Regions from separate parts of the Mus musculus genome. Here region 1 is linked to region 2. The links are chromatin loops, found by intact Hi-C in ENCODE. Cell type or tissue: heart. All regions are shown on one strand. Each heading gives the region's core, and the rest is flanking DNA. Links, peaks and the distances in the headings are about the cores only.

Region 1 (15,962 bases), core at 4,574-8,573, 49 kb after region 2:
CTCTTAGATTTAGTCCATTTTACAGGCAGAAAAACCAAGGCCCAGAGAGAGCAAGCACTCCCCACACAGCCGGTGGACAGTCTCGAACCCAAACTGTGCCACCAGGATGAAGATGACGGTGGTGAGAACATTGACCACAGAGGGTACCTCTGTGTAGCAGGCGCTCTGTGACCAGTCACACTTCCCTGTGCAGGAGCCAGTCCCAACCTTGGTATGCCTATTTGCATAGTAAGTAGGAGGGTGGGCTCAAGACGTGCTCATTTGCATTATAAATAGGGGTGTGGCCAGATTCCAGCTGGGCAGGATCAGGCTCCAGGCTTTCTCAGAATCTTCCAGTCTCTGGTTTTTGATGTCATTTGTTTGTTTGGTTGGTTTGGGAGTGGGAGTGGGGAGTCAGCACATACATATAGCCCTCCCACCCACCCCCGAAATACAGGCTGAGCCCTAGGATGACAGGGGCCTTGGGTAGAATCATCTGAGCCTCACTGGTTTAAATGGGGGTGGGAGGTGACCTCTGAGTCCACTTCCCTTCAACTTGAGGAGGCTTTGACCAAAGGGGAGCCCCACATAGTGGGCACCAGGCACACTGGCGCCTGCTCTGGGTTGTGTCCTTGGGGACAAGGTTCTCCCCTCCCCCATTCCTCCTTTCTCTCTCTCTCTCTCTCTCTCTCTCTCTTTCCTGCAACCCCTAAGGTCACCCTCATCAAATTCAGGGTCGAGGCAGGCCCCACCCAAAGCTGGAGCCACCCTGGCCTGGGGTCACCCACGGTCAGTCCTAATGGCTGCCTCCCCTGTCCAGCCCTGTCTCTGCAGGGAGTGATCTATGGCCCCATTACCACCCAGGCCTCTGAAGGGCTCCAGGATGGATTACTGCCTGCCTCGCAGAGCAGGGCGGCAGTTTCCACTACTATCCATCAGCAGCAGCTGGCCCTGAGAGAAAGCCGACACCGCTACCAGACACAGGGGCTGTGGACTCCGCTTTCCCCTTTAGCTTCACTTCCAGGAACCCCAAAAAGCCATCTGTCAAGGACGGCTGTCCTAACCGTGTGACTGTGGGTCTCCATTTGGGTGTTAGCCTCCCTAGACAGTGCGTCCCACAGTAGGGTGATACCATGCCTACTTGGGGACCCAGGCTGCATGTCCAGCATCATGACCAAGGCCCTACTTATATGTGGGCCATATGTTAAGGCCTCCTCTCCCCACCCTGCCCCCCAGCCTGCTACAAGCTGCCACAGGCCCAGGTGGCACCTCCAAACACCTGCTGGGTTCTCCCTGCCTGGCAACTGTCCCTAAGGCTATGTGGCTGGGTCCAAGAAGGTACAAAGGACTAACAAAGCAAGAACAGGCTTGTCCACAGCTGGCAGAGAACACAGGGCCTAGGGCAGGTGCCAGAGAGCCAGCAACACTTTATGACAAGAAGCAGTTTTGGGTGTCCAGCCGCACTGAGGAGAGGTGGGCAGGGCAGGCATGCCCAGGGCCCTGATTTACTAGGTCTCCACAGGCTGCTATGCTGCATACCTCCTGCCTCCCCTGTGCGTGCACGGAACAGATCAAGAAAGTCAAGCAGGCCTGTCCTGACCCCAGCATCCACCTTTCCAGTGGAGGGCACTCCCACTGGTTCTGTCACCATGGGAGGACTTGATTTAGTAAACTGTCTAATGAGACTTCTGCAGCAAAAGAGGCTCTGGTGATCCAAAACACAGCCCATAGCCTGGCTGCTAACCTTTGGCCTCCTGCAGGCTGAGCTGTCACCTGTCTTGCACGGGAAAGAGTAAGAGAGACCTGGGGCTGGCACAGAAAAGAAACTCTGTGACCACAGTGACAAGGAGAGCACAGAGCCACAGCCAGAGGGTGTCATGTGCTAGGACTGGTATCGCCAGTTCAATTCAGAGAGGGTGAGAGAGTTTTCTAAAGTCACACAGCAACGGCAGAAGGGAGTCATTATTCTTGTGTTCTCCTCAGCTCCAAAGGAAAGGAAGGCAGCTGATAACCTTACACACACAGCATTCACAGAAGCTGTGACAGCCCCTGCATCCCCTCATAGTTGGGTGTGACACTAAAATGGGCCTGCTCAGCCAGCCGGGGTTGAGGGTCCATGGCTGCCACTGCCACTTTGGTGGCAGTTCCACATGTGCAGAAGGGATGGCTGGCTTTGCCTGGATTCAGAGGCCAGCGATACACTGTGACCCCATGCACAGAAGCAGGTAAGGACTCCCATCCTGGCTCTGCAGGTCCCTTCAGCAGCAGGTCACTCTGTCCTGCCAGGGTCACAGCCATCTAGGGCCTCCAGGCTCCTTAGCGTCCACTCTCCTCCTACACACGATCAGTGAGAAGTGGGGGGGGGGGGGGCCTGAGATCAGCTGCTGAGGACAGAGTCAGGCAAGGGCTTGGGGAGCAGCGGGGGAGGGGAAGAAGGCAGGGGAGAGAATATGGACATAGGTACCGGATACTGCCTGAGTGACCCAGCACTGTGTGTGAGGAGTGAGGACGGTCTGTCTGAGTCCTTAGGACTATGTGCATGAGTGGTAAGTACTGGATGAACGTGATCATGTGTGAGCTGAGTACTGTGTACCGAGTACTGAGAGAGTGAGTGATAAGTGATAGAGTACTGTGTGACTGACCAAGTACTCTATGAGCGGCCAGTGCTGTGTGGGATGAGCACAGGAGGGATCAGTCCTGTGTTAGTAGTGAGTGCTGTGTACAGGGTAAGTCTTTCTGTGAGTACTGTGTGTTCATAATGACTGTGCAGCGAGTACTGAGAGCCATGAGTACACTTCGGAGTGAGGCGTGTGTATGTGTGTGTGTGTGTGTGTGTGTGTGTGTGTGTGTGTGTCTGTGCCTGTGCCTGTGCTGGATATGAGTGCTTATGTCTGTCTGTCTGTCTATCCATCTGTCTGTGCTGTATTTGAGTGCTTGGGAACTCAGTACATGGTTCTGTCTGTGTATCTGTGTGTCTGTCTGCGGGTCTGTGCTGTATAGGAGTGCTTGGGAGCTCTGTACTTGGCTCTGCTGTTTGGCTGTCTGTGTTGTACAGGAGAGCTTGGGAGCTCTGCATGGTTCTGCTGTCTGTCTGTCTGTCTCTGTCTGTGTTGTACAGGAGTGACTGGGAGCTCTGTGCATGGTTCCACTGTATATCCTGAGTACAGTACACTGGCTACTAAACAGAAGTGAGCTTAGCTCAGTGTGTACTGAGGACTCCTGTGTTTCCACGCACACAGGCTCTGCAGGGCCAGTGATGGTCACAGGAGGACAGTCTGCTGCTGAGGCATGCTGCGTTCTTCTCCTAAAGGATCCTGAGTGGCTCTGCCCACTCACCATCCCTGTTCTGTGCCAACCATCTTCTCCCTGGGTACAACCACAGACCTGTAGGTGGGTGGCCTGGTTTCTCACAGGGAAGCTGGCTATCTTTCCCATGCACAACAAGGCGGTTTTTCAAAATACTACACCTGCAGGTTAGACAGAAGACCTCAGAGTCAGTCTCAGGTCGGAGGAGCTTAATGTGGGGACTGAGCCCTGTCTCTGAGGTTCAGACATCTCTGGGGTTGACCCTGCCCCCATAGCAGTCAGAGCTGTGGGCAAAGGAAGGCCTGGGGACACAGATAAGGCTGGGGTGCAGAGTGGCGGGAACAAGCACCAGACAGAAGTGATAAGCCGTGAGCAGCATGGCCCCACCCCAGGCCTCAGGGTTTATCTGGAGACAGCAGATAGCACACTGCCCAGAGAGTTGTGGTCTGGGTCTATGACGGATGACAGTGTACCTGTAGCCACCACAGGGGAGTCAGCCTCTCTGGGGCTCAGACCTGCCTCCCAGCTCCCTGTGAAACTGCTACTGCCTCGACCTCAGCTTTGCCCCATAGCCCTATAGAAGCATTAGTACCCGGGAGGCCTTCAGGACCAGCCAAGTTCTGACCCTCAATCTTGCAGAGTCAACGCTGACCCAAGGGCCAGCCTGAAATGCCTACTTGATTCCAAATTCCTGAACTGTCCAGGGAGAGTCAGCCTGATGTGGCTGTCCTCATTCCCCTACTGGCTGTCACCCCGGCCTTAGTTTCCTGTGTTCCCACATCCTACGGACATCACAAATATTAAATGTGTCCTTAGCAAGAGGTATATGTGTGTCATTAAATACAATTTGTTTATTAAGAGTATAACTTACAGACCTACCCACAGGCACAGCCCCAAGAGGCCAAACAAACACAGGTTCCCAGACAGGAGCACATGGTATTTAATGGAAGACAGGTCACAATACCCAAAAGGTGGTGGGTCAGGTGGCCACTAACCAGGGATGAGCCTGGCAGCCGGTGGCAGGGCAGTGCCTAGGAGAGACATGCCACTGAGCCTGGACTGTCTGCTGTGGAAGAAGCCGAGTGCTGTGTGACTGGTAGTTGATGCCTGTACCAGGTCATCTGAAAGGAGAACGTCAGCATGTGGCCAGCAAGAGGTGGGGGACAGGGCTGGAGAGACGACTCAGCGGTTAAGAGCACTGACAGCTCTTCCAGAGGTCCTGAGTTCAATTCCCAGCTCACAACCATCTGTAATGGGATCTGATGCCCTCTTCTAGTGTGCCTGAAGACAGCGACAGTATGCTCATATACATAAAATAAATAAATAAATCTTTAAAAAAAAAAAGAGTTGGGGGCAGAGGTGACATCTGGTTGGACAGATGGGGGACAGTTTTGGGTGATGGGTGCTTGCAAGTTAGAAGGGGTAGGAGGCATGACACCATGACAGAACGTAGGCTGCCACACTACTGCTTTGTGGAGGATTTGAACTTGAGTTCATCTCTGTTAAAAAGCAAACAACCTAGTGGAAGAGCAGGAGTTGGGGTCCAGTGGCTAAGAGCACTGGATGTTCTTCCAGAGGACCCACACGGTGGCTTACAACTTCAGTCCCAGGGACCTGACGCCCTCTTCTGTTCTTTGTAGGAATCAGGCACATATGTTAGATGTGCTGGTAAGACACCGGAATGCATACAATAAGTAAATAAAAATATTACACATATATATGGAAAAAAGTTGCAAGCAAGTGTCATCAAGACTTCCATGCATCCAAAGAATTCCCACAGTGCTGGAGAGTCAGGTCCCCAGACAAAAAGCCAATAACCATCCCCTTCTGGGGTGCAGGATATCCCAAGGAGGGCGTGTGAGCCCAAAGGGGTCTATGCAGGCCTCTCCCTGCTGGACCACCCATGTGGTGACGCCTTCCTCCGGCCCCCATCCTGTTCCTTAGGTAGCTCTCCTGGGCCCTTGGTTCTGCAGGCTCCGACAGCCCAGTCCCCAAGTCCCACAGCCCTCAGCTCTCTGACTTTCCCTATCCCTGGCACCAGTTACAAGGGGTCTGTCACCAGGACACAGCTGCTGTTCCTGAGGCCTCTGACTGACCGCAGTGTTCCCTGGCCCGTTGGGGTGCAGATGTCCAAGCTGATAACCCTTCCTGGAGACTCAGCTGTGGGCAAAGGGCCAGAGATAAAGCTGGACGACAGACTTCCTGCTGGGGCAATGTGGCTGGGGCACAGTGGCCAGAGAAACCTGGGCCTCCCACTAGCCTCCGCCTGCTGGCAGCCACACGCAGCCTTAGGATGGTCGACTCCTTGAAGCCCTCTTGGTCAGGTCTTAGACAATGGCCAGGAAGACGGCCAGTCATCTGAGGCTAGTGAGGTCTAGCCTCTGCCAGCTCCGACCTCCTGGGTGTTGCGGGAAGAGATGAAGTCACAGTCCTTCCCCAGGGCCAGCAGAGCAGCTGAGAAGGGGCAGCCGCTTCCTACACAGGAGCCTGCCATGGTCTCATGTGCCTGCCACCATGTTCCACGACTTTCTCTACTTCTCAGAAGAGGAAACTGAGGCACAGGGAAACTACATCACTTGTCCCAGGCTACACAGCCGAGAGGAATTTTTTTGTTTTGTTTTTTTTGGGACAGCGATTCACCAGGTAGCCTAGGCTGGCCCGGAACTCACAGAGATTTGCTTGCCTCTGCCTCCCCAGACCTGGGACAAAAGATGCATGCCACCAAGTTTGGCTAGCCTTGAGTTTTAACTGGCACCTCTGTTTCCCCCAGGCTTTGCAGCAGCCAGAATCTAAACCTGAACCCTTGGGTTAGGAACCACGGTTAGGAGAGAAGGCAAACCCCCAGCCATGAGAGACCATGGGTACCATGGCTGACTACTCTGCATGCAACAACCAGAGAGACACAGATACCCCAGGTCTCCTGCCATCCATCTCCTCCCGACACCCCAGGTCCCTATATGGCTCCTAAAGGAGTGCCCTGTGGCCATTCCCACATCACCCCACCCCCACCCGGCAAACATTCCACAATCAGAGCGAGTAGAATTCCAGAGCCAAAAATCAAAAGATGGCCGGCAAGACAGGGTTCCTATGAGAGAGCTCTCCACTCCACAGACAGAGGGAGCAACTACTCACAGGCTGTTGCTGGGACACGTGTCCCAGCTTCCTCTGCTGCTCTGTCCCCGCCCACTCACCCCTCCCACCTCCTGTTCTCCACCCAGCAGGCCCTCCTCCCACACCCGAGGGCAGGGGCACCTGTGGCTTGCTTGGCAGGGCTGGGTGCCAGGGGTCATGGCACTTTCCCTCTGCTTCTGGGCTTGCCTCCAGCCTCAGCCCACTGTGGTGACAGCCTGCCTGCCGTGGCTCAGAGAACAGAGTCAGAACTGTGTTCTTATGTCCCCAGCCAGGACCACACGCCTTGGCAGGCAGGCAGGGACCAGAGCCCCAGCCCAAAGTGGCCCACACCACCCAGCCACAGACTCTGTCTGTAATCAAACCTACCATTAGGGAGATGAGAGGCAGTATCCAGCCTCCACCCTCACCCCAGTCCAACCCTAGTGGCCACCCCTAAACATGGTACAGAAGCCAAGGGCCAGGACAGCAGTAACTCAGGGGCTTGGGGTCCCCAGAGGTAGCCCCAAGTCGGCACCTGGAGAGTTTCCCAGGAAAGAAGATACGACCAACTGCAGGCAGTTCCTTGTAGGAAGGGCACATGGATTGTGAGTTGTGGGGTACACTTCACTATGATATGGGGTCACTGCTGCTAAGGCCAAAAGGAGACTCACAAGTGCCTAGAGTGGACACCATGGTGGGGAACTAGCCCACAAGGAAAACTGAGGTTTCTATCTCCTTTAGGGAGCCTCTATTTCTGCCTCTATCAAGAGGGGGTGATGGTGGAGCTGAGGCACCAAGAGGGACCTGATAAATGTCATTTCCCTCCTCTGGCTATGTTAGAAAGGGGACAGAGGAGCTGGAGAGATGGCTCAGTGGTTAAGAGCACTGACTGCTCTTCCAGAGGTCTTGAGTTCAATTCCCAGCAACTACATGGTGGCTCACAATCATCTGTAATGGGATCTGACGCCCTCTTCTGTTGTGTCTGAAGACAGCTATAATTGTACTCATATACATAAAATAAATAAATCTTTAAAAAGAGAGAGAGAGAGAGAAGGAGGGAGGAAGGGAGGGAGGGAGGAAGAGAAGAAGGGAGGAAGAGAAGAAGGGAGGAAGAGAGGGAGGGAGGAAGAGAGGGAGGGAGGAAGGCGGGAAGGGAGGGAGGGAGGGAAAGGAAGGGAAGGAGACAGAGGACTAGGCTAGGGCTGCCTTTTCAAGAGGGGGCCTTGTATGACAATTTGCTATCCTGATCTGTCCTGGGGGTGCTGGGACAAGAGACTTGTTTGGGGCTCCAGCTTCCAAGCTGGCTGGCCCCCTTTTGTCAAGATCTGGCCAAACACCGGCACACTCAAGCCTGGTCCTGCGTGGCCCATTCATGCCCATGTGACCCGGGTGAGGCTGGTGTTTACTCCAGCTGCCTGTCTTGACGCTTTGTAAAGAGCCAGGCTTCCTTCCCCTGGCTGGCTGTCTCTACCAGGTGAGGCTCAGGGGTGTCCTTCTTCCAAAGACAGTGCTGTCCCTGTGTTTCCTCTCACTCTTGAAAGGTGAGACAGAATCAGGGGAGCAGGGAAGGAGTTTATTAGGAGGTGGCCCTGAGACACAAGAGCCACTGGGTAAGAACAACAAAAGGACAACTTAGGAAGCTGGCAGCTAACAGACCTAAATCTGTCAGATGTCTCATTAGCCCCATCTACCCAGAACCAGCAGGGGGACTGCCAACTCTGTTAGGATGGAAAGAGGCCCAGAGAGGTCAAGAGGCCAGCCCAAGTCACACAGCTTTAAGTGGTAAACCCAGGCTGTACACCTAGGCTGGCAATAAGGAGTAGAGCTTTTCACCATGAGGCTCTGGGGGACAACGAGACCTTCATGGTCTTCTGGGCCCCACAAGGGAAGGCAAGGTGCCACTGCTATTGAGGTGACAATCTCATCAGAATCTCCTCTGTCCTCAATCCCCTGCCAAAGCCACCATCTCCATCAGACTCCCTGTGGCTTAGCAGAGTGGCCACCCAGCTAGCAGGACACACAGGTGAGGCGCTCACAGACCCACCATGCTGGCAAGCATCAGCATCTATTCACAGTTCTCACCTATAGCTTCTTCTGCCCACAGCACCTGGGTGCCTGGCGGCACGCCCAGCTCACACCAAGGAAGTTGGGCAAGTGCCCTTTGCCCCCGAGGCTTAAGGAAACATAGAATTCAGGGGTGCAGGAGGAGTCTGTGCACGGCAACCACTGAAAGGGCTAAACGGAGCTGGAGAGAGGCCACCCCTTGCCTATGAGAGGCCAGAGCTCAGCACCTTCCTTCTGTCTGAGGCAATCTAGGACCACACAAGCAATGGCCACCTAGAACCTGGGGACAGGCCCAGGAGCCAGCTAGGTTAGCCCAGGCAGGAGACCAGGTTAGCCCAGGCAGGAGGCCAGGGCAAAGGACAAAGCAGGCAGAGGGCAGTTGCACAAAGGAACAGCCAGTATCACAAGCTTTGCCCAGGTTCCAGTGCCCACATGTATGTCCTATAAGAACATAGAACTTTCCCCTGGAGTCCCCAAACATTGCTACTGGTGTCTCTGCCATTGCTGCCACCCCGCCCCAGTGAGACCCAATCCTCCTGACTACTCTCAGGGACTAGTCCCTTACTACCTCAGACAGCCCTGTAAGACATCGTGTGTCCCCTTCATTATCTGTAAACTGTACGTCTTACCAGGGAAAAGAAGGTCACACCTAGGACTGGCCCCTAGCCTGGGTTCCATGCAGCCTTCACTGATGATGCTGCCTGTGCTAAAGGAAATGTCAGATGTCACTTGTATCTGACATGGGACTGGGAGGACTAGAACCTCAGAGTCACCTGCATGGGACACCTGGGCCCTGAGCATGCCTCTGACCCTCTGGGGGCTCTGTAGCCCAGGCCCACACGGCTCCACTCTTGACCGCCGCTCCCATCCCTGCCTTTTACTTCTTGCTTCCTGACCAGAGGGTGGCCTGGAAATGGGTCAGCACTGGCTCTTCACCTAGGCTGTCCCAGGCTAGGTATGCTCTGGGAATGTAGGACTCAGTGGCCTCAGAGCTGGGAGCACACAGATGAGCCCGAGGGCAGGCTTGGTGCCGGGGTCAGCTCCGGGTCAGCCTCTGTTCCACAGTGCACAGGGTGTGGAGGCTCGTGCCTTGGGACAAGCTGTAGGAGGGGTTGGCTCAATATCCCACCACACCGTTCAGTCAGCTAGGCTGGATCTGGGACCCCAAAGTACTGCCTCTTGGGCCAACACTTATACCCCAAATGCATCTCAGTGTCCTTGAGCTAAGACACTGCCACCCTGAGTCAGGGCTCAGCCCTCTGTCACCCCCACATCCGTCTACAAGCCTTGATGTCTGGGCACCAGTCCCAAGACCCACACTCCTTCCTCTAAGCTGGTGCAGGCTTTCCCTGGGGCTCACTCTGGGCCCACTCACTCGTGGGCTCCTCTGGTCAATGAGAAGTGACTGGCCCAGCCTGGTCTGGCTGCCTGTGGGGACAATAGTGGACTCACTTATGGGAGGGGCGGAAGGACCCACCGGTGAGAGGCTCCCTTCTCTCTGCCTCTCCATCCACCTCTCTCAACCCTACTAAGCTCCTTTATGAGCTAGGTCCACACTCGGAGCTGCGTACAAGCTTCAGCCCAGCAAGGCAAGGCAGGCTTCCTCCTGCTCCCCAGCGTCCTGCCTGGCACTGCCACTATGGCTTCTGTGGGGACCAGGCCCTCGGAGGTGACAGCTATTTCCCTATAGTCCTGATTTCTCTGCCTCGTGTTCTCCTGGCAGGCTCAGCTGACCAAGACATTTTGTGCACAGAGGAGGAAGGCTATGCCCTAAGACACAGAGGGGTCACCCTGACAGCCCTCATTCCTGTAGGAATTTGGCACCACAAGGGGGGTCAACACAAAGGTCAAAGGTCAAAGAGACACAGTCAAGGCTGGGGTGCTGGGAAAGGATGTGCGTATGCGTGGGACACAGGGAGGAGGAGGAGGAGGCTCAGACGAGAAAGGAGAAGAGGCTCCACAAGAGGAGGCTCCACGGCACAGAAGGCCAGGCAAGTGGTGGGCTCTCAGAGGCTGAGGTGGGCTGTGGGTTTCAGAGCCTAGTCAGTGCTCTTTGCTTGGGGGTGGGGGTTGTAGATGCAAGGGACACAGGCCACTGGGAGGGAGGAGGGACAGGAGGCTCCAGCATTTCTGAGTCAAGGGTCTCGGGTCTCTCCCCAGAGAACTTCTTCTCTGCCCTATTCAGCTGGTAGGGTCTCCATTCTGAATTCCCTTCTCTCTAAAGTCCCCAGTCACATGGTGCTTCCCCTGTGGCTTGCTCTTCTTGGTGTCCATCTTGATGCATTTGGGGGAAAGAGAGCACTCCAGGTGCCCTCAGCTTTGGCAGTGTTTGGGGGTTCCAGGGGAAAGTTCTAGGCAGATCTATGTTCTGGATGCATTTGGAGGTGGGGACCAGGGTGATCTGCCTGCTGTCTCCAAGGTACCCAGGGGAGGGGAAGGGGCAGAACCTGGTTCCTGGGGCTAACCCCACCCACTCCAGGCTTCTGTTTCTGGCTCTGCTGGGTTGCGCCCCCTTCTGGGCCAGTGACAAACTACATCCACAGCTTCTGTCCGGGAGGGGCAGGAAACCATCCTGACCCCTGACCTGCTCAGCAAAGAGAGGGGAATTTGGGGGTCCAAATGCAGGCTGTCCTTACTCAGCAGCTTACAAGGCTGGCCCACCACACCCCTGAGTTCTGGAGTGACCCCACTGTCCTGCAACTGCCTGAATAGAGACACACTTCCTGTCCACTCCGCCCCTTTCACTGACACTAGGGACCCCGTACCAAAGACATAGTCAGCCCAGTCAGGCTGACTGGAACGGACCGCCAACCAGCAGGCTCTATGAGACACCACCTCCTCCTGCAGCTGTGAACAAAGAGCCACCTCACAGGGCAAAGTGGACCTCTTGTGGCTGTAGCTGGGACATTAAACCCTAGGCAGAAGGAGAGGTTAGATAAGCCAGTTGGGTGTGTTGGGGTCTCAGGGTTATTCCAGCTGGGGAGGGGTACAATGGGAGAGAAAGGAGAAACACGAGGAAGGGGCCACAGGCCAAGGACAGCTGAGGCTTTCAGAAGCTGGGGCAAGCGCGAGGCAGATCTTACACACTAAGGAGGAAGCAGCCTGTGAGGCCTTAGCCTGGAACCCAGCCGAGAGCTCTGACCTCTAACCTAAAAGGAAGAGGCACGTTTGGAGCCACTAAGTTCCAGGTGACATGTGACAGCAACCACAGGAAACCGGTGTGACGGGAAGAAGGCCGTTCCCAGACTCACACAAGTGTTTGCTCCCAGGAACATCCTCCAGGGCACAAGCTCAGCTGTGACCTTGAGTGCCCTTGGCCGAGCCATGACCAAGGCTGGGTCCTCTGTTTCCTAAAGGCATTGCTTCTTCTGGTTTTGTTTTGCTTGTAAGATTTGTTTGTTTTTATTTCTTAGGCGAGAGTGTTTTGCCTGTGTGGAAGTGCACCACCTTTGTGCAGTCCCTCTGAAAGCCAGGAGAGGGCGCCAGGTTCCCTGGGCTGGAGTGACTTGAGGCTGGACACTATCTAAATGTGGGTGCTGGGATTTGAACCCTGGCCCTTTGCAAGAAGAGCAGCCAGTGCCCTTCAACACTTGGCCATCTCTGCAGCTCTTCTTATAGCTCCCTCACCAGGTGTTTGAAATAAATTCACTCAACCCTCAGAGCTCCTGTACAAAACATGTGCTGACTGGACCATGCCCTGAGGAGAGAAGGAAGGCTCTAGAGTTGGATAAGAAGCCACTTGGATGCACATACCTGGGCTCTAATTTCCTCCATCCACTGCCGCACAGACCCCAGCTCCCATTCACCCAGTGAAAGCTTGCGAGTCCCCCACACCCCACCCCGCCCGCCTAGGCCAGCCAGCATCACACAGACACACACAGACACACACACACACACACACACACACACACACACGGAGGTAAGAGACCCACAAATTGGAAGGAACAACATTTCCAGATGGGAATGAAGCTGAAGAGAGAGGCTACAACCCCGTGAGCAACTACTAAAAGCTGAACGGAATAAGCCCCCGAGGACACAGGGAAAGTGTCACACATATGTGGCCTTCAGGAGGGTGGGCCAGGCTAGTTATAACATTGTCTCCCTAGGGCCCCATGACTCTTCACCCACAGGGCCCACAAAAGTCACTTCAGTGGCTCCGAGCATAGTCTTTGTGTGTGTTTACGTGCTTGTGTGGAGACTCAGGGAGGGGCAGGTACACACGTCTGTGTAGGTCAGACTCTGATGTCAGATGTCTTCAGTCGTTATCCTGTTTTTGAAGACAGGGACTCACTCACTGAGCTAGGCTGGGTGGCCCGCAAGCCTCAGGGGGTCATATCCTTTCTCCCCTTCTCCAATTCAGGGGTCACATGTGTGAGCCAACACACTCAGCTTCTTCATGAGCCCGCTCCAACCCAAGCCCTGAGCCCACTCCACTCCAACCCAAGCCCTGAGCCCACTCCAACCCAACCCCCTTAATCTATCTTTGTCATTGAAAATGTCTATCTCCAACCTCCTGGGGTAGAAGTTCCAGTTGGCGGTGGCACTTCTGGGTCACAGCACAGCAGGCACAGAAATCTCCCCTGATCACAAGCCATCAGGAAGACACTAGGTCTGAGCCAACCCTTGGGTTACCATTCCCCACTGCCCCACACTGAATACCCTTTCCTCTTTGTTTTATGAAAATTGAAACTGGTGGCAGGCCACACGGCCACACACCAGCCAAGGAAGTGTAGAAAAGACAGTACATCCCAGTGGGTGGGAGCCATCATACACGGAAGACAGATCTGCCAGGGATAAGGACATGGGCCTATGTCTCAGCACTAGGAGACTGCCGCAGCAGAGCCATGAGTTCAAGACCAGCTTGGACTTCGGCATGAGATACCCCACCCCCACCCCGCCCCTTACTGAAAACAACAAAACAATTTTTAAAGAGAGGAAGAGGGCACAGCAGGGAGCATCAGACATTGGTGCTAGGAACACTGACAAGATGGCAGCGTTTCCCAAAGTCCTCAGCCAGCACCAATGTGCTGATTGGAATGCAGGCCCAGCTGAGCATGGTGCTCCATGCCTGCTGTCTTAGCTCTCCAGAGACTAAGGCAGGAGGATGGAGAGTTCCAAGCTAACCTGGGCACCATGGGCAGACCCTCTGTCAGAATAAAATGTCCACTAAAACAGTAAGGGGAAAGGAGAAAGAGGGAGGGTCGGCTGGTCTCTGCCCGTGAGCCCCACTGTGCCCAGAGGGACTCCAGGCCTTCTCTCTCTGGGTAAAAGGCCTCTTTACTGCCTGTACCTTCAGAGGCCTCTAGACTTCCTGCCCTGACTTGCAAGCCATGTTTCCAGCATTATGAGATGTGCCCAAGAAGATAAAAATCACTGCGAGTGGGAGCCAGGCATTGGATCCCAGCTCCACTGGTAGCACCCAAGGGAGTGGAAGGTATAGTGAGGTGTATGGCAGGTGCCCGGGAGGTCCTACTGCAGAGGAGGGTACTGGGGGGGGGGGCGACGTGTAGGGAGCAGCATCCCTCTCTGCAACCCTGGAGCAGCTGTGGCTCCCCAACCATTGGCAGAACCTGTCTGTGCCTGGTGTCACCACGCTCAGCTCTCCACATGCCGCTATGGGCCGTCTGCCAGCTGAGTATCCTTCTCTGCCTTCCTGGTGACAGAGGCAGCCTCAGCCAGAGCCCATTATTCTGACAAAGAAGAGGAAAAGAGGCGGGATTGCTGGTGATAAGTAGAGCCCTCCTTCTGTGTGCTGGAGTCATGCTGTAGGTCAGACAAGGCCGCCTCTTGTCTTCTGGTCAGTGTGCTAGTTAAATTTTTGGTCAGCCTGATACAAGTTCCAGTTGTCTAGGAAGGGGAACTGAGATAGCTCCCTCCATCAGATGGCCCGTGGGCAAGTCTGTGGGGCATCTTCTTGATTGATGATTGATATGGAAGGGTCCAGCCCACTGTGGGCGGCACCACCCCTACGTAAGTGGTTCTGGATTCTCTAAGAAAGCCACGCGGAGCAAATCAGTAAACAGTGTCCCGCCACGGCCTCTCCTTCACATCCTGCCTTCAGGTTCCAGTCTTGGCTTCCTTCAATGGATTGTTACTGGATCTGTAAGCCCCCAGCCCCATCTCAAGGGTTTTATCACAGGGATAGAAAGCTTAACTAAGGCAGGTCAGGCAGCATCCTTGTGCCACAGATGAGGAAACCAAAGCATGAGACGACATCCGGCTTATACCAGAAGCTCAGTAGAGCCAGGTCTTAGTCCAACAAGCCCAGATCCACGCGTGTGAAAATGCTCATATCCTGGCTGCACAGCACGCAGCTTATTTAACACATGACAGGAAGAAAAGGGGGGATGGGGTGGGAAGGGCAGTTGGAAGGAGCATCCCTACTAGACACAGCCCCAGCACCCAGAAACCCTCTCCATGGCTGCAGCTCAGCCCAAGGAACCTGTTTCTCAGAACCTGTGATCTCAGGAGATGCCCCTGAACCCAGAGTCACTCCCACCCCTCAGGGACAAAAAAGATACAGGGCCAGTCTTGAGTTAGGAAGATGGCACAAAGAAGGCCTGGAACAGTGCTGTTCTCAGAGGGCTCTGGGAAGAAGGTGGGAGATAGGAAGACAGACAGACAGACAAATAAGCAGCAGAAGCAGGGAGAAGCTCTGAGGAACCTCAGACCCTGCCTGCACCTGGAAGGTATGGAGGGGGCCAGGCAAGGAGTGTCCCCCACAAGGGCCAATTAATGAGTGTCCCCACAAGGGCCAGGCAAGGAGTAAATTTCACAGGGTCCTAACAATGAATGTCCCCACATAGGCCTGACAAAGGTGTCCCCAAGGAAGCCAGGCGCTGGCTACAAAGTGCTGCAAGGCCAGATCCCATTCCCTGCTGCAGAGCAGCTCAGGGCCTGAGGACAGTGGGAGTCCTGGGGTAGCCTCAGAGCCAGGAAATGGGGCCTTAGTAGCCTAGGCAGGACATAGGCTCAAGGCTCCTTGTCACTGTGATCCAACACCTGACAAAGGCTGCTTATATGCAGGGAAGGGTTTCCTCGGGGGGGGGGGGGGGGGACTTGGTGGGAAGAGCAGCTGGCAGCAGGCAGGAGGAGTCACATAGCATCTGCAGTCAGGAAGCAGAGAGGAGAGTGGCCGCTTGGTGCAGAGACAGAGAGACAGAGCTTTGCCCAGTCTCTCTTCTCAAACACAGTCAACAACAGTGCTTTATCATAGCTGTGGTGGCAAGGGCCTTCCCGCTTCCCAGGTCCTTCCAAGGGAGCACGAAGCCAGCCCCGAACCTTGAAGACAAAGCCAGGGACGTGGGGACCTGAGGAACCCTGTCCCCCAAGCAGGACCTCCACAGCAGAGCATTCCTCTCCACATCTGTCTGCTCCTGCCCTGAACAGCCCAGCAATTCTGGTGTTAGGGTCAGCAGAGTAGCAGACCCCATAAGGCTTCCCCGTCCTGATCAGGAAGCCCAGCTGGGTGAAGGCTGCAGCAGCAGCTACTGAGACGCTGC
Region 2 (15,962 bases), core at 4,515-8,514:
TGAGGACATCAGACATCAGAGTCCCTGGAAGCTGGACCTGGGCTTCCCTGGAGGGTCTCATGGGCACCTGGAGCTGTACACTATTACAAGGAGTAGGGACACAGGTGTCCTTAGGTGGACACTGGCCTAGTCATTGGTATCTCAGCCAGTAACTTATCTGGGTGAGGGCTAGAGACTGGGGTTAGCAGAGAGAAGATCCCCTCCCCCCCACCATGGGTCAGCAGGCCCTCAGAACTTGAGGGAAGGTGTGACGGTGGGAACCTCAAAAGGCAGCGCCTGATCTCTCCAGACTGCATGAGCAGGCCCACAGCTTGTGTGTTAAGTTCCCTGGAGCCCACTGGGAACGTTTGACTGCAACCGGGTGTCAAGGACAGTTGTCTAAGTTGCTAGTCACTCAAGAGCACCTGGATGTGAGGATCGACTTCTAGGCATTTATCAACAGGCATGGTTAAGGCAGGGCTCGGCCTGCAGGAAGGGGCGCGTTCTTCTAGTAACCACAGGGGACCTACACAAGCTATTGTTGCTGCTGGCTCTGCTAGGGAAGATCTGGTGTGCCCTGAATCAAACTCTTGGCTCCAAAGCCTTATGCTGGGAAAAGCCCCCCTTTCTATTCCCAGCTCAGACTTAGCCCTGCAAGCCTCAGGAAGAGAAAATGACAGACAGTCCTCAGTTCTATGAAGCAGAGGAGACAGTGTTCAGGGCAAGTGAGCCAGGAACGCATCCTAGCTTCCATCTGGACCCTGAGGCCATGTTTCAGGGTGAGTACCACTGGGTAGCTACAGATATCGGTCTACAGCGTTCCAGGGCCAGCAGGAAGGCTCAGGGTTCTCAGGCTTTGGCTGGGGTGATTTTATTGATCACATACACAGGGGTCCAGCCTATAGGGAGCCCCAACATCTCCATAAGAGCCGTGCAAGTCCAAATGCTAGGCTCAGCCTGCCTAGAGGCAGCTTGTGAATTGGCATTTCCAACCATTCCTGGGCATGGTGGCTGTCAGCTGGGACTCTGCCTGGGGAACAGAAACTTTGAGATCCCAGCCACAATGTGACCTTTGCTCTCCTGAGTGCCCTGATATTGGGGGGCAGAGCCTGACCCCCCCTAAAGCTCTCACACATGCACTTGTTGGGGGGGGGTGCTGGCTCATTTGCCTCCCATTTCCCTGCAGAGGTGGGGGGCAGCACTCAGTCCCTGCTGCCTGACTCCTCAGGGTCTCCATAGGTTCATGGCCTTCACTCCAGAGTGTCTTCACAGAGGCATGGCTCTGTCGCCGTCGCCTCTGCTCCACTTGAGTACTACCCCTTGAGCACAGAACCCTGCCTCTTCACGATGACCCCCAGATCAAGCAGGGAAGCACAGCGGTACTTCTAGATTTGGGGTTCCAGAGATGGCTGGTCCACTTCCACTGCCTAAGCCCCTGAACTCCAAAGGCCATGTCAGCAGGGGCTAGAGGGAAACCCAGGGCAGATGGGGGTTTAGAGAGGCAAGGGAGGAGTCCCACTCTGTGCCTCGGTTTCCTCAAAATGCATAGGGTCTGACAGAGGTGAGCAGGAGACTTTGGGTATGAAGAGGCAGTGTGCAGAAAGGGCACAGGGAGGGTTCACTGAGCAGTCTAAATGGATGCTTACTGGCTGCCATTGGTGAACAAGATGGTGGCCCACCTGAGGTCACCTCACCCATGGTCTCCGGGTTCCCACAGGGCCATGCTGTTGCTTGATGCCTGTAGGGATGGGGGAGAACTGCTCGGTCTCACCCCTGCAATGTGGAGACCTGGCTCCTGTGCACCATGGGAATAGAGTGAGTGCTGTGCGTGGCCTTCAGATCAACGGCCCAGCCTTGCCCTACTTGCAAGCATAGAACACAGGCAAGGCTACGTTCTGGTGTCAGGACACATTTAATTGGGCCAGTGAGATGGCTCAGTGGATAAAGACGCTTGCTACCAAACCCCATGACCCGAGCTACACACCTACACACACACACACACACACACACACACACACACACACACACGGTGCTAATAAATGTAATAACTTTTTTTAAAAGATCCACTGTTACATCAAGGGTGACATCAAGGGCAGTGCATTGATCTCAAGGGGCAGGAAAGAAACCCAAGATTAGATACCTACTCTCTGGGGTTGGGGCTGCAGCCATCCTTGTATTATGGCCTGGTCACAGATGTGCTCCAGGCCCCGAGGGAGGCTGGAATCCCCCTTCCCTCCTGAATTGTGGAGCTGAATTGTCCTCCCTACCCACCCCCACCTCCACTCCATAAGCTCCACAGAGCCTCGGCCCTCCTCCTATCTTTATCTGGCCGTGAACAGTCAGCTCCCCACCGTGGCCTGGCCTGGGGCAGACCGGCTGCCCTTTCTCCAGGGGTCAGAGGCAGGGCGGCATTGCCATCGCCAGCAGTAGGGCTCTCAGGACACCTCCTGAGACCCATTTATCACAGCTGCCTCCAGCCCAGCTGGCAGGGCCACGGAGCTGGCTCTTGTCAGCATTTTTCCTCAGAGCAGACGCTTGTGACACGGAGGGAAGAGAGGGAATCTTCTGTCCCATGTGGGAGCTGCCTTCCTTGTGAGGTCCCAGCTGGGCCTTGGTCTGTCTTGTAGTCCCCCTGTTCCAGGCTACAGCAAGGTGGTCATGGAGGGGGAAGGGCCCTTCCCTTCCTTCCTTGGGCCTCTCTGGCAGGGAAAGAGGTGCTGGCTTTTCCTACCTGGGGCTGTTCCATCTAAGATAGATGGAAGCCACTGACTTTTACAATAGGAAGATGATGGTGCGGGGGTGGGGCAAGGTGGGGTGGGGCAGGGCAGGGTAAAATGCTGGATACAGTTGGAGGTGTTCCAGAATGGGCTGGAAGAGCCGGGGCAGGCAAATGGTTGCAGCTGGGAACCCTCCTGTTTAACACAATCCTGTAGGTTCTCCTGCACCCCCGCCATCTTCTCTGTGGGCCTCCGTAGCCTCCAGACCTGAGGTGAGATTACTGAGCCACAACACACTACCAATCCACCCCACAACCATGCTCTTCAGCAGGACTGTGTCAATGCCATGGGCTACCCAGCAGGGACAGGCTGAGTTGAAGAAGAGGCCCACGAAGGTCCAGTCACCCTACTTCACAGCTCGTGCTTAGGGTGGCCCATGATGGAGATGATCCTCTGGGAGCCTGAATCACTTCTGTGTGTAAACGGGGACACTGTGAGTCTCTCTACTCATAGTATGCAGAAAGGCCACACGCTCCGAAGGTTTGTGACACACCTAGAACAGGGAGGGACATATGGGGTACCTGTGGGGGGGGTAGGTAAGGGCTTGGGTTCTGTTCCTGGCAGACCCAGCATGGAGATGGGGGAAAGGGATAGAGAGAGAGAGAGAGACAGAGAAAGAGAGAGAAAGAAAGAGAGAGAGAGAGAGAGAGAGAGAGAGAGAGAGAAAGAGAAAGGGAGAAAGAGATGCCGGACTATACATGCAGAAGGCTGCTAGCCAACCTGGGTCACACTCCAGCCCCACCTGCCCATAAGACACGGAGACTCCCAACCCCCCCCCACCCCCCCAGTGTGGAAAGTGTTGGCTCCTGAAGGCAGCTGTTGGGGCAGCAGCTTTCAGACAGCCATAATCCCACAGTGCCTCTGACTCAAGCTCAAGTGCAGTGTCTAAGCAGGCAGAAGCCACCCTTGTCCCCGAGGTTCCTGACAGCCTCTCAGAGCCTGGGATCCCTAATCATGGGTGTGAACAGGGATGTCGAGTCTGCCTGAACCCCAGACCCAGATACTGTGTGGCTTTAGGCAGTGTTGGCTTCCAAGTCTCTTGTTTCTTTATCTGCACAGAAGTGGGGGCTGCTGTGGGGGATAAGGAATCTACCCACAAGTGTGCACCATGTTTTCTCCATACCACCCGATATATCCCGGAGTCACCCTATTAATCCTGCCCCCTTAAACCTCACAGGGCTCTGTCACCCCCTACCCTTGCTACAGGAGAAAACTGACCCAGCATAGACCAAAACCCACGAGACAGAGGAGTCAACATCTGCTTTGCTGAGAGTTCCCTCTGACCCTGCAGTGGGTGGGCCCTCTACATGGTCCCTCATGTGACTTCATGTAGAATGAGAGTTTTTACAGACGTGATTAAGTAAAGAATCTGGAGTGGACACCAACTCTTAGTGCCCTTCGAAGAGGCAGGACGGGAAAGGAGGCCACATAGGAGAAAGCCACGTGACAACTGAGGTAGCAATGCTGCCACTGTCTCTGCAAGCCAAGAACCGCTGGGCATGGCCGGCAGCTTCCAGGGGCTGGAAGAGGGGCTGGGAACAGATTCTCGCCCAGAGTCGCAAGAAGAGAACAAATGGCTACCACTGTGATGCCACACTTCCTGAGCACTGTAAGTGGGTGGCGTGGGCTGCCTGAAGTCACCCGGCTCTGCAGACTGTCACAACGGCTCTCTAGAAGCAGACACTCCAGGGAAGGACATGGGATCCACGCTGAGATTGACAGAGGCAGGGCCAACATTCCATGAGGACCTCCCAGCTGAGGACAGGGGACATGGAATGGCCAGAGAGGCTCTAGGCAGGTGGAGTCCACCTCATGTCCCTTTGGGTCAGAGGTACAAGTGGGGGATGGGATGAAAACCTGAAGGCTGAGGTAGGAACAATAGAGAGGCAGTAATCCATGGGCTTGAACTGGAAGCTGGAAGGCCCTAACTTTTCGGAGGGAAGGACACAAGCTGGCCCAGCCCTTAATAAATGGAGCTCAAGAGTCACCCCCCAGCCCCTGGTCTCCACTGACAGACTTTGCCCCCATGCACTTCTCCCGTCATGCCAGAATGAGGGTGCCTTCACCATGCCACACACCACATCTTCCCTGGCCACACTTTCAGTCCCTCCCAGGATGAGCTATCACCACCAAATGCTCGCACACATTGCCTGTGCAGTGTCTACAAGGTTTTCAGGATGGGACCTGAAGGAGGGATGCCAGCAAGGGGCCAGGGGTCTCCACACTCTGGGATACCAAAGCAGAGTGTCACATGTTGCTTGCTTTTGCCCCTGCCAGATGCTCTGAAGCCTACATCTAGAAATTTCTTCCCATAGGGGGACAAGAAAGGATGGCTTTATGGCTGGCAGCCCCCTTCCATGTGGAGTCTTAGGCCAAGAAAGCCTGTCTCATCCGCATGGGTCCCATTGGGTCCCTTTCCTGTCCTGCGTTAGGTGTATCAGCTGATTGGCTGAGCATGGATCTGCTGGGAGTGACTATTAACCCCAAGGGCAGGAAGTTCCTACAAGAGCACCTCAGCCCCTCTACAGGGGTCTCCACTCACCCAGCACCAAACTCACTCCGAGCAATCTACGCAGAAGAGACAGACTCACTTGACAAATACTTGCTCACAAAACAAACAGACTAAAACCACCACAGTGCTGCGGGCATGGACGGACACCTCGGGTGATGTCCGAACCAGAGCCCCAGCTCAGGGTGTTCAGGGCCTACAGGAAGGGACAGCCAAAGGCTTTCAACCGGGAACATCTTCACCTTGAGCTGTGGAAGCCATGGCAAGAGGCTTCCTACAACAGAACACAAAGACCCATCCGAGCTTCCAGAAAAACCTGGGGCTCCTCAAGCTAAGAGTTCCAGCGGGGGCCTGAGAAGCTCCAGTGGCTTGGTCACGGTACCAGATCCAGCCAGTGTTCCTGGATGTGGCCTGGGCACCAGCAGGTTTTAGTCTGTTCCCAGGTGATTTCTGAACTGTCAAACACGGGGGCTCCAGGCCAGAAGGTAAGCATGGTGAGTGGGGGTGGGGAGCGGGGTTGAGGGATGGGGGTGGGGGGTCAGGGGCCACAGACTGGATCAGAGCCAACTGCCTGCATACCAAGGCTTGAGCCGAGTAAACAAGTAACAGAGATTGGCAGGGCCATGGAACAGGCATGTCGGGGAGGGAGGAACGCTCAACTCTCACACACTGCCTATCACTGCAGGGCTTTGCCAGGCCAGAGTGGCACACTATTTCCACACACCCATCCTTTTGATTATCTCTGCTGGCCACCATTGGCTGACTGGGACAAAGACATCTCTTTGGCCATGGTGGGACCTGACACAGATTCGGGAGTCAGGTAGGGACACAGAGGGAGCAGGAGGAAGCTTGGGCAGCCACCAAGAGCAGCCTAGCCTCGGAACCAACGCGACACGAGTCCTCAAAGAGGGAGAGACAGGGCTGCAGGGTTTCACACTTTATGCTCCCATCCAGACACACCCCAGGGACCACAGCAGACCTGGGGTCCCAAAGGGACAGAACAAGATGCTCCGGGCGGGCAGATGTGCATTGTGACTGTGGTGGGGATCTTTTTCCCCAATGTGGCTTCAATAGTACTCACGTGCCCTTGCCTGCAGGTTAGACCTTGATAATCGTGCTGTCTTTTTCCATGAGGACAATGGACTCAGAGTCTCATCTCTGGCAGAGGCTCAATCCCTGAGCCTGCACCCTTAGCTCCCAATAAACCTAGTTTTGTTTTGTTTTGTTTTGTTTTGTTTTGTTTGAAACCTCAGGAGCCCAGGCTCTATTTAATTCTATGTAATTCTTGCTGTTACCGAGAGTGACCCCTGACCTCTGATCCCCTCGCCTCCACCTCCTGAGTACCAGGATTACAGGTGTGTGTCACCACACCTGGCTTTTAAAAACACGGTAAGACATCTACATGAGAGCGGATCATGAAATAAACAAGGGCCTCACTGTGCTGGAAGGGAAGGTCTTGGGGCTGAGGCTGAGCTCTGCCTCCCCGGGGCCACCCTGGGAGCCCTGGTGAGCCGCATCAGCAGGGCTGGAGGCCTCATCATTATTTGTGTCTCATTCCCCGTGGGGGAAACGTAGTTGCCTTCCCTAACAATAACAAAGTATCAGGGCGGCTCTTAAAAGCCACCTCTCACATTTCCTAGAGGCCACCAGGCTCAGAAGTGGCAAGCTAGCCCTCCAAGATCACACAGCAGCTATTCTGACAGCTAGGCATGCTGCCCCCTAGAGCATTGCCAGCCCTGGCCACTTCCTCAAAGCCCATGGATATTCATTAAATACATCTCAACTGAGCAGAATACAGGCCTAACAGGCTCCTGCGCCTTGATCACACAAGAGGGGGCGGGGCTTGCCGCTGCGTGCTCAAATCCAATCTATCCTACTTGGCAAGCGCTCACCGCCTGCCTGTGGGCTGTAGGAAAACTGGCTTGGTGTGGCAGGGTGGTGACCACTGCCTACTGTAGAAGCCAGGGCTCTGCTCAGCCCTCACGCCTCCTGGGCCTGGGCAGCAGCTGGCCACGGTCCCAGGGAGGCCCTTAGTTTCCCAGCCGCCCCTGGCTTTGTTTACCCGGGCCCTTCCAGGCCAGGAACCATCCGGAAAAGGCGGTTAGGCCGGGAACAGCTGCCTGGCGCCTCTGAATGGCTCAGATGTGGTGCGCGGCGGGGGCCAGAGCCAGTATGCTGCCGCTAGGTGAAATCGGCTGCCGTTAGAGTCACCAAGAGCAATTAAAACGAGAGGAAAAACAGCCAGGGTCCTCCAGAGGCACCCGACCAGCTGCTCCCTGCTCCCACCTCTTGGGCCCCTGGGGGTAGCTCGGGCTCTGATTCTTGCCTGGCTAGCGCGCACGCCCCGCCACCTGCCTTCCGCAGAGTCAATATTGACAGCCCCTGAGCAGCTCTCCGGCTTGCCAAGGGTTGGGGACGGGGAGGCAGAAGGCTCCGGATCTCCACTCGATTGCTGTGTGGAGAGATGAGATATTACCTTCCTGACCCAAAACCGGAGTTCACAGCTGCACTTCATTAGGCTCTTCCAGGAGGCCCAGGGAGAGGCCAGGGCTCACCTGCGGGCAGCAGCTGCTGCCTGCCTGCCTCCCTCCCTCGAGGCGCCCTGGGCTCCTGCCCAGGCTTCAGGGCATGGGGTGGACTGCCCAGGCTGGTCGCCAGCACTACCCGGAAGTCCCTCCACAGCCCTGCCAGGAGGGAGAGGAAATGACCATAGACCTGGGTCCGAATCTCCTAGAAAGTACTAGAAGTTGATGCTAGTGGGTATCACCCTCCTGGACTCCTCGCTTTGTCTCTCTGGGTGACATGTTCCCTATATGGTGCTGTAGTGTGTCTGGGTACACAGTAGATGCTCAATAAACGCCCCTTCCCGTCCCCTTTGCAGCTGTAGCTGCCTTTGGAATGCTCACACCGCATAACTGAGAGTTACTTTAACGTCACCTTGAAAGCACCTAGTCTACAAAGATCCAGAAGGCCAGTTGAGTCCCACAAGAGGGGCAGCCCACGTCTTCATCTCACAGGAGGAGCAGAGATACTCAACCAGGATTAAGGGCTTCCCCAAAAAAGCAGTGGAGCTGGAAGTTAAGGGGATCCCGCAGGCAGCAAAGTCAGACACTCCAGTCTAGGGGCCATCTCTGGGCAGCCACTAGGCTGCCTGACTCTGCTCACTGTTGTTCACCGCATCTTTGCTCTCGGCCATGACGTCTGTTAGTCATGCCTCAGCAGGCTCCAAGGTGTCCATGCTGTGACTCTGACCCACCACAGGAGCATGGTGGCTGGCAGAGAGAAGCTATGCAACCTGAACAGATCCCTTGAGCTCTCTGGGTCGTCCGTCACTGAGCATGAACCATATGGCTTGAAGGCTGTGCCTATGGAGGCGTGTGGGAGCCTGAATCCCAGTTTAGTTTTCTTCTCTGTCCCTCCATGTGCTTCAGACACTGGAGGGCGGGGGGCGGGGGGGGGGGGGGGAGAGGAACATGGTGGGACGATGACAGACTGACAGACCGGGACGGGGACAACAAGATTTTAATTCAGTCCCAGCTCAGAACCCTGTGCAATCCCGGGTGTAGCTCCCCAAGTCTGGGTCACCTTTCTAGCTCCGGGTAAGATGCACCATGCTCAGGGCTGATGTGGTGACAGGTGACAGGGACTCAGGTACTAAGGACCCCCCCCCCCCACCTCATCCCTAGTTCTTGTCCTCTCAAGATGTCCTTACAGCTGCCCTTTCCAGGTGGGAAAACTGAAGTCTGAGGAGACCTGGGTCAAGGTCAAATAAACGGAGCTGAGATTTGAACCCTGCACTTAGGTGCCCCAGTTTTCCACCACTATAAGCTTATGAGAACCCCTTTCTAGGGGCTTCTCCAGCCACTGGGGGTGGGGTGGGGGGTCAGGGGCTGTGATGGCTGGAGCGTGTGTGTGTGTGTGTGTGTGTGTGTGTGTATGTGTTTGTGTGTGTGTGCATGGGTGTGGAGGCCAGAGGTTGACATTTCCTGACTTTTCTGAGGCAAGCTCTCTCACTGAAGCTGGAGCTTGCAGGCCTGACTCACCAGCCAGCAAGCTCCAGGCGTCCAGCCTTTTCCTCTTCCCCAGTGGTGGTGGCATCACAGACTCGCCACACAGCCATCTTTTATGTGGGTGCTCGGGTAATCATACCGGGGTCCTCATGCTTGCATAGCAAGCAGTTCACCCACTGAGCCTTCTCCTCAGCCCCTGTGAAGAATCCTTACAGAGAGAGTAGCCCCTGAGTGTGGGGGTTGCACGTTGCTCACCAAATCCCCAGTGCAGCAAGCAGGAGCTCGGGCTGACGCAGGGCAGAGAGTTGGAAGTGAGAGGCCATATTGCCCAAGGACCCATTCCAGGTCTTGGCTAAAATGAGAGGCTACAGCCTATAGGGCCCCTGCCATGGAGTTGTAGAGGTGGCTCTAGGCTCTGGGATGGATGAGGAGGAGACAGGAGCTGTGCCTGAGAACTATAAGCTTCTGCAGTGACAGAGCCTGGGGAGGGAGGGTGCAGCCGGCCCTGAGGGAACTTGTAGGCCAGAAGAGCAAACAGGCTTAGAGAAATGTGCTCTTCTGCCAAGGGTAAGGATGCCAGAGGTCAAGAGCAGGCACCACCCTGTGAAAACTGCCTTCATGGGCCTCGCTCATGTGGCTCCAGCTGAGCTGGGGCTATAGACCTCACCACCATCAAATAAAGAACTGGCCCCAGAGAAGGCTGCCCACACCCGGACACCGTCCCTCCTCACAAGCCCAGGGGTTCATTGGAGCCTTGTTATCTGTCTTGGACCCAGCACTGACTCCCAAAGGGGAGCCAACTAGCGATGCCAGATCCCTCCCGAGGAGGCTGTCCCACGAGTGCCCTGGGCCTCTCTATATCGATACAGGCTCTGTCCTATACCTCACTGATGGATGGGAGGCTGAGGTGCGGAGTACCTCAGCTCCTGCCATTTCTCACAGTCCAGGGCAGAAGCAGGAGACCCGCCCCCCCCAGAACTCCTAATCTGGGCCCACAGTAGAGAGAGCAGTCAAGGTCTGGGTCTATGGGTCATTCCCAGAAAGGCTCCCCAAACAGTGCAATGCCAGGTTCGGTGGGGGATGGAGCTCTCTGGCATCGTGATGAGGGGCTGTGGTGACATAATGCTCACCGTATGCATGCCGGGAATGGCTCCAAATGTCACAGCGAGCAGTATTCAGGATCTGGCAAGCAGGCAGTGAGCGAGCCCATCTTACAGATGTGATGTTCACACACAGAGGTCAGAAGACCTGTCCAATGACCATTTGTGACTTTGGTGTCAGCTGCAAGTTCCTCCAGAGGTAGCTGGGAGGTGGGGTGGGGCCTGGGGGCAGCTGAGGTCAGCTCCTCCCCGCTGCCCACCCGGGGGGAGCCACCACTGCTGGCGAGCTCCCCCAAGGCCAGGCCTTGCAAAGGAAGCAGAAATCTGTCGTTAGCGCAGTGCCAAACCCGAAGTGGCTGCTCCCGAGCTGCAATCCAATAAACGTGTGACTTGTCTATTTATCATCCGTGGGGCTTTTTATCACACTGCAGATGGCTGCTACCTTTAGAAGCCTCGGCAGCCCGCTGCCAGCCGCCCGCCACGCACAGCTTCACTCAACAGGATCTGGGCCTGCACCTGCGACCGACCAAGAGCGAGCGACCTGGGGATGCCTGGTCCTCAGCAGGAGGGTGGCCACTGGGCATGGTCAAGGTGACCAGTGCTCTTCATCTCTCCACAACGCTCACCCACTGCCCCTTGCCCATGCTCATAGCTGCAGGGACGGACGGGTCGCTGTTATGGCTGTACCCAGAACAAGCCACCACCCCCACCTTGGGGCTCTCCAGAGAGTCAGGCTGGAAAATGGAGCTGAGAAAAATACCAAGGGCTTGTACAGAGCAAGCAGCTGGCTTCCCCACATATGTGCACGCGCACACAGCTACAGCAGGGGAGGCTGGGGAGTCAAAGGCTTCTCAGGAGCTCCGCTGTGGGCATCGGGTCGCACCTGCGCCTGTGAGAAAGTCACCAGCAGAGAGGTGGCACGCATGCACAAGGACTGCTCTCAGGCCCCATGGGAGGGTGGATGGACCCCTGGGGAAGGGCAGCTCTTTCCCACACCTGAGACATCTGCCACAGGGCTCCCCAGATGATTCTAGCCCCTCGAAGTCAGTCACAGTACACAGGGTCTGGTCTCAACCATCCAAATTGATGCTCTGTGTGTGTGTGTGTGTGTGTGTGTGTGTGTGTGTGTGTGTGTGTAGCAGGTACACTTGTGTGTACCTGTGTGCGGGGGACTAAAGGAATTGCCACCCCACCCCTTAGAAGAAGTCAGGTGGTGGGGACACAGCACCTGGACATTGTCAAATTGGAAGAGGGACATTTGCCCTTTGCTGAATCCCAGAAGCCACAACTCCTGGCTCCTCCCGCTACCTGGCCATCTCCCAAATCTCGTCATCTCTCCCTTACACATGAAGCCTGGCTGCCTGGACCAGTGGAGGGTCCTGGTGCCTCCTACCCCAGATCACCCTTAGCACCTCTTGGTAGTGAATGCCAAGGAGGACTTTGACCACTACCGTTCCAGTGGCTGTCAGTGTCTCCCATGGGCTCTACCTCTGCCACAGGAATGAAACCAGAGCTTAAGGTTGGGGCCCCAGAAGGCACTGCTTGGCCAGGGCTACAATGCTACCACACGTGGACTCCCCATGACAGGAAGGGTGGGCAGTTTGGGCTGCGGAACTGCACTGGGCTCATTGTGATCTGGTGAGTCGCCTCAGTGACATCTTAGCACGTGTAAGCACGCTAATCCACCTTTCCCGGCAGGCCTCCCTTTCTGTGCTAACACTGAAGGTTTTTTTCCCCTCATAATAGTGATAGAGCTTATATAGACACCACTGAGGCCAGGCAGGGATCTGAGCACTCAGCCCTTACCCCGCCCCCTTCTAAGCTTTGCCAGCAGCCCACCGGTAGCCCAATCAGCTTCACAGCTGGGGAAGCAGCCACAGCAAGGTGGAGAAGCTGGCCTGGGGTCATGCAGCGAGCGGGGAGTCACAGTCCTAAGATGTTCACCTCTGTGCAGGCCTAGTGGGGGTCCTCTGAAGTGGACACCCTCCCTGGGAGAACCCTGTCCATCCTGAAGGGACTGAACAGTAAATGACTCAGCCATCTCCTGGGATAGGACGACTCAGATGTCCAAGTCTGGGAGGCAGGTTTTCCATGGCAGAAAGGGTACCTCAGGCCACCTGTCACCTAAGAGGTTGGGCCAGGCTTGACTGCAGGGTGGTGTCTGTCTCCAGCCCCCCCCCCCCCCGCCCCGGAGATGAAAGAGAGGGCTCTGCCCTCAGTCAAGAAGTCACCTGGGGCATGGGGATGCAGCTCAGCTGGTATAGGACATGCCTAGCAGACACAAAGCCCTCGGTTCCATTCTGAGTACCATATAAACCTGCGATGGTTGCTCGAGCTTCTAAGCACATCGTGTGGAGGCAGGAGGGTCAGGAATTCAAGGTCTTCTTTGGCTACACAGCAGTATAAGGCCTGCCTGGGCCACAGGAGACCCTGTTTAACACCAACAAAATAAAACAATAAAGCAAAGAAAGCCCCCTGAGGGATATCAGTCTACTTACAGCGCCACGGGGGCGTCCACAGCCGCCGTGGGCTGCCGCCTACGAAGTGGCAGTGACCCAGCCACAGTGTGACAGCGGAATGTTCAGACATTGCCAACTGTCCCCTTGAGCAAGCCGGATCATCTCTCCCGGAGAGGATAAAAAAGCTCCTCTGAGAAACCATCACAAAGACGCAGCACCGACTGCACACAGACTATGCTCTGTGCGGGTGCAGCCTGCAGAGGCCAGAGGGATGGAGGGCTCCTAGGAAGACAGGCTTCAGCCGGGCAGAGCATAAGATGGGGCATGACTGGGGGATGAGGGGGTTCCATGAGGGACATACGTGCCCCATGAGGAAGATCGCAACCCACCCAGAGCTACACAGCAGCACAGGCTGGATGTGGGACCGGAAGAGCAGTGGTCAGAGCTGGATACTCCTAGGGTGCTGTTCTAGGAGTCAGTTATGAACAGCAGACTGTGCTTTAAGGAGAGCCGGGAGCTGCGCCCTAATAGATGCTCCATCGACTGCCTGTGCCCCACTTCTCTGTCCCCTACTCAGGGCCTTGATAGGCCTCATGGCCATTTCCTGATTGCTTATTTAACATGCCAGGGAGCTTACAGGCCTGATGTGATATAGGGGGGAAAAAAGCCACACCAGAGACCTTTGACCCCTGCAGCCAAGGAGTTATAGCATGTTCTTGGTAATATCAACCCAGGGCCCTCTTAGAGTACATGACGGCCAGTAAGGGTCCTGTGGCTGTCACAAAGGGACTTGGGTTTCTATTGCTAGCCCACCTCTAGCTCTGACAGACACGCATGAGTCTTCTGGAAGCCAAGGGGATGCTTCCCCCAGACAGCTAGACATAGACTAGAGAACCCTGCTGGGTAGGCAGGAGAGCTGGGCAGTGACCAGGGGGTCCCTTGTGGCTCCTGGTAAGCCTGCGTAAGCTGTGACTGCCTACCTCTCCCTCACTGGACAAATAAGGTTCTCAATCCAGAACTGGGAGGGACAAGGTGAGACGGAGACCCCACAGTGTACCAGTGGGAGCTCTGGTTGGAAGACAAATGTCAAGTGACAGCAGCCGGGGCTTGTCACATGCCAGGACAGGTACAGGATGGCTGTCAGGAGTGTGCATGGGGAACAGGTGGAGTTATTCTTCAGTGGGGGTGGCAGCGCTCTGAAGGGCAAGGATAGCGTGTGTAGGTATGTCACCGTGCACACGTGTCTACAGTCATGGGACTATAGCCACTGCATTTCTGGGTTGAGTCACCTGCTGCGTACATGATAGTCTGAACCTATGCGCATACATGTGCACGCTGCCCACTCGTGCGTGCGTATGCTCCCTGTGCATGTGCCTGTGCCTATGCAAACCATGTTATACATGTATGTGTTATGTGTGTTAGACAGTGTGGACCAAAGGCTCTCCAGACACCCACCCTCCTCCACAACCTCATGTGTGTGAGCGTGTACATATGTGCCTGTGTGTTCTTCTGCCTGTCATGTCTCTGAACAAAGTACACCCTCTACTCTGCAAGCAGACACCATCTGTCTCCCTTGCCGCTTGGCCATTTGAGCCGTTGTTTGGGGGGCTGGGGGGTGGAGACCTCCCTGCAGAGAGGACCAGATGGTGGAGTGGACCATTTCCCTACCGGCCCTCCCTGTGGCCCACCCTGGCCTCCGGGCCACCTGGGGCATGGCAGGGCACCACTCCCAGCCCTGGTGCCTCAAGGCTGCCCTGACCCCCTGGCCCCAGCTCCACCACAAGTGGCCTTTTGCCCCGGCCACATTAATCTCTGTCCAGGTCAGTTGGCTGAGGCAGGAGAGCAAACAGGGCAAGTCCCCAGGGCGTGCAGACAGAGTGGCTGTCGAGTGACCCCCAACAGCCCTGGCTCAGGGCTCAAGAGGGCAGAGGGCAGAGGGCGGAGGGCAGAGGGGTGAGTTCCCATGTGTCTCCGGACCTTCAGGGATCTGGAGGGGGAGACAACTTTGTCCCCAGCAGATCACTGCTGCAGGTCAACCGCTTGTCTCTCAAGCAGGTCATACAGTGGCTCTGAGAAGCACAGGGTCTGTACTTCCTCACTGGCCATTCCAGGTTCCCTGGGGACTCTTGAGGCAGCTGTCAATCACTTGTGTAGTTATTCAATAGATAAACTGCTGAGACCGAGTGAGCAGGGCACAGGGCTCCCTCCCAGACCAACTGCACGCACTAAATTCTGGTCTCTCACTGCCTAACTGCAGAGCCTTGGTAAGGGGTATCAACAGAAACTGGGCCTCAGTTTCCCGATCGCACTCACATTCCAGGCCGCTCTGTGGCCTGGGAGAGGCCCACAGGCCTCCGACTCACAGACATCACATGCATTAAGGGAGGTGCCAAGAAGGGAGGGTCCCAGGCATCAGCAGGAGCTCCTGCCAGGGCATCCTATTTCCTTTCTACATCTCTGGAGGATGAGACCCAAAAGAACAGGAACAAAGCTGCAGGACCCTGGGGGTGGCAGAAGCTCTGACTGTCAGGTGTGCTGTCTATTCCAGCCACAGGGGAGGGGGAGGGGCAGGAACCACAGGGAGGCAAGAGAACAGGCAGGAATATGGTGGCCAAGGCCTGAGCTTCTGATGGCTCTTTATAATGTACGCCCTGTGCTGAGAACTTTCTAGCCACAGAACCCCCAGAAAGTTCCAGGCTCTTTCTTGTACAAAGATGTTAACAGCTAAAGGGTCAAAGGGGAGCTGAGTCTCCGCACACCCCCTGCTGGCTAGCCCTAGGCCTGGAAGGAAACAACGTGAGAAATGGATGTATGTATGTCTGCATTCTGTACCGGAGGCACAAGCCCAGGCAGGGCAAGGGACAGGGCCCAAGTAATGACTGATGGGCATCTGGGCATCCGTGGGCTGCTTCTTCCTGGGCTCTGATCCCTCACAAGTGCGGGTGGTGTGGGAGCTGGTTTCCGCTCTCCCTGCTACCATTTCCCTCCCAGGCATCATATGGCTTCCTGGGGACAGCAGGGGACCTGGCATTTGGCCTCTTCGGGCTTTCTAGACATGAGATCAAGGAAGGGAGAGTGATTTCCTTGAGGTCAGCTCTCTGTTTACATATGAAAGGCCCCCACTTCCT

Evidence for each region. Peaks named below come from ENCODE experiments on the same cell type or tissue, not always from the same donor. Only the 100,000 strongest peaks of a DNase experiment are listed, where the experiment ranks them.
Region 1: it touches region 2 in a loop (2.1-fold over the local background); 1 of 42 quality-filtered maps calls a loop at or near these places.

Annotation. Positions count from the first base shown.
Region 1 is chr8:120,359,620-120,375,581 of GRCm38, reverse strand. It overlaps a transcript of Gse1 not described here. Among named protein-coding and RNA genes, the nearest start is that of Gm39264, 22 kb to the right of the region's middle. RefSeq lists an enhancer at 2,906-4,682. In heart, for the core only: CTCF peaks have their summits at 4,910 (motif pointing left), 5,550, 6,187 and 6,390; DNase peaks (open chromatin) are centred at 5,431, 6,541 and 7,801; H3K4me3 peaks cover 835 bases; H3K27ac peaks cover 3,917 bases.
Region 2 is chr8:120,408,285-120,424,246 of GRCm38, reverse strand. It overlaps a transcript of Gse1 not described here. Among named protein-coding and RNA genes, the nearest start is that of Gm39264, 71 kb to the right of the region's middle. RefSeq lists an enhancer at 1-339. In heart, for the core only: CTCF peaks have their summits at 6,992 (motif pointing left) and 7,456; DNase peaks (open chromatin) are centred at 5,980, 7,246 and 7,926; H3K4me3 peaks cover 1,069 bases; H3K27ac peaks cover 3,301 bases.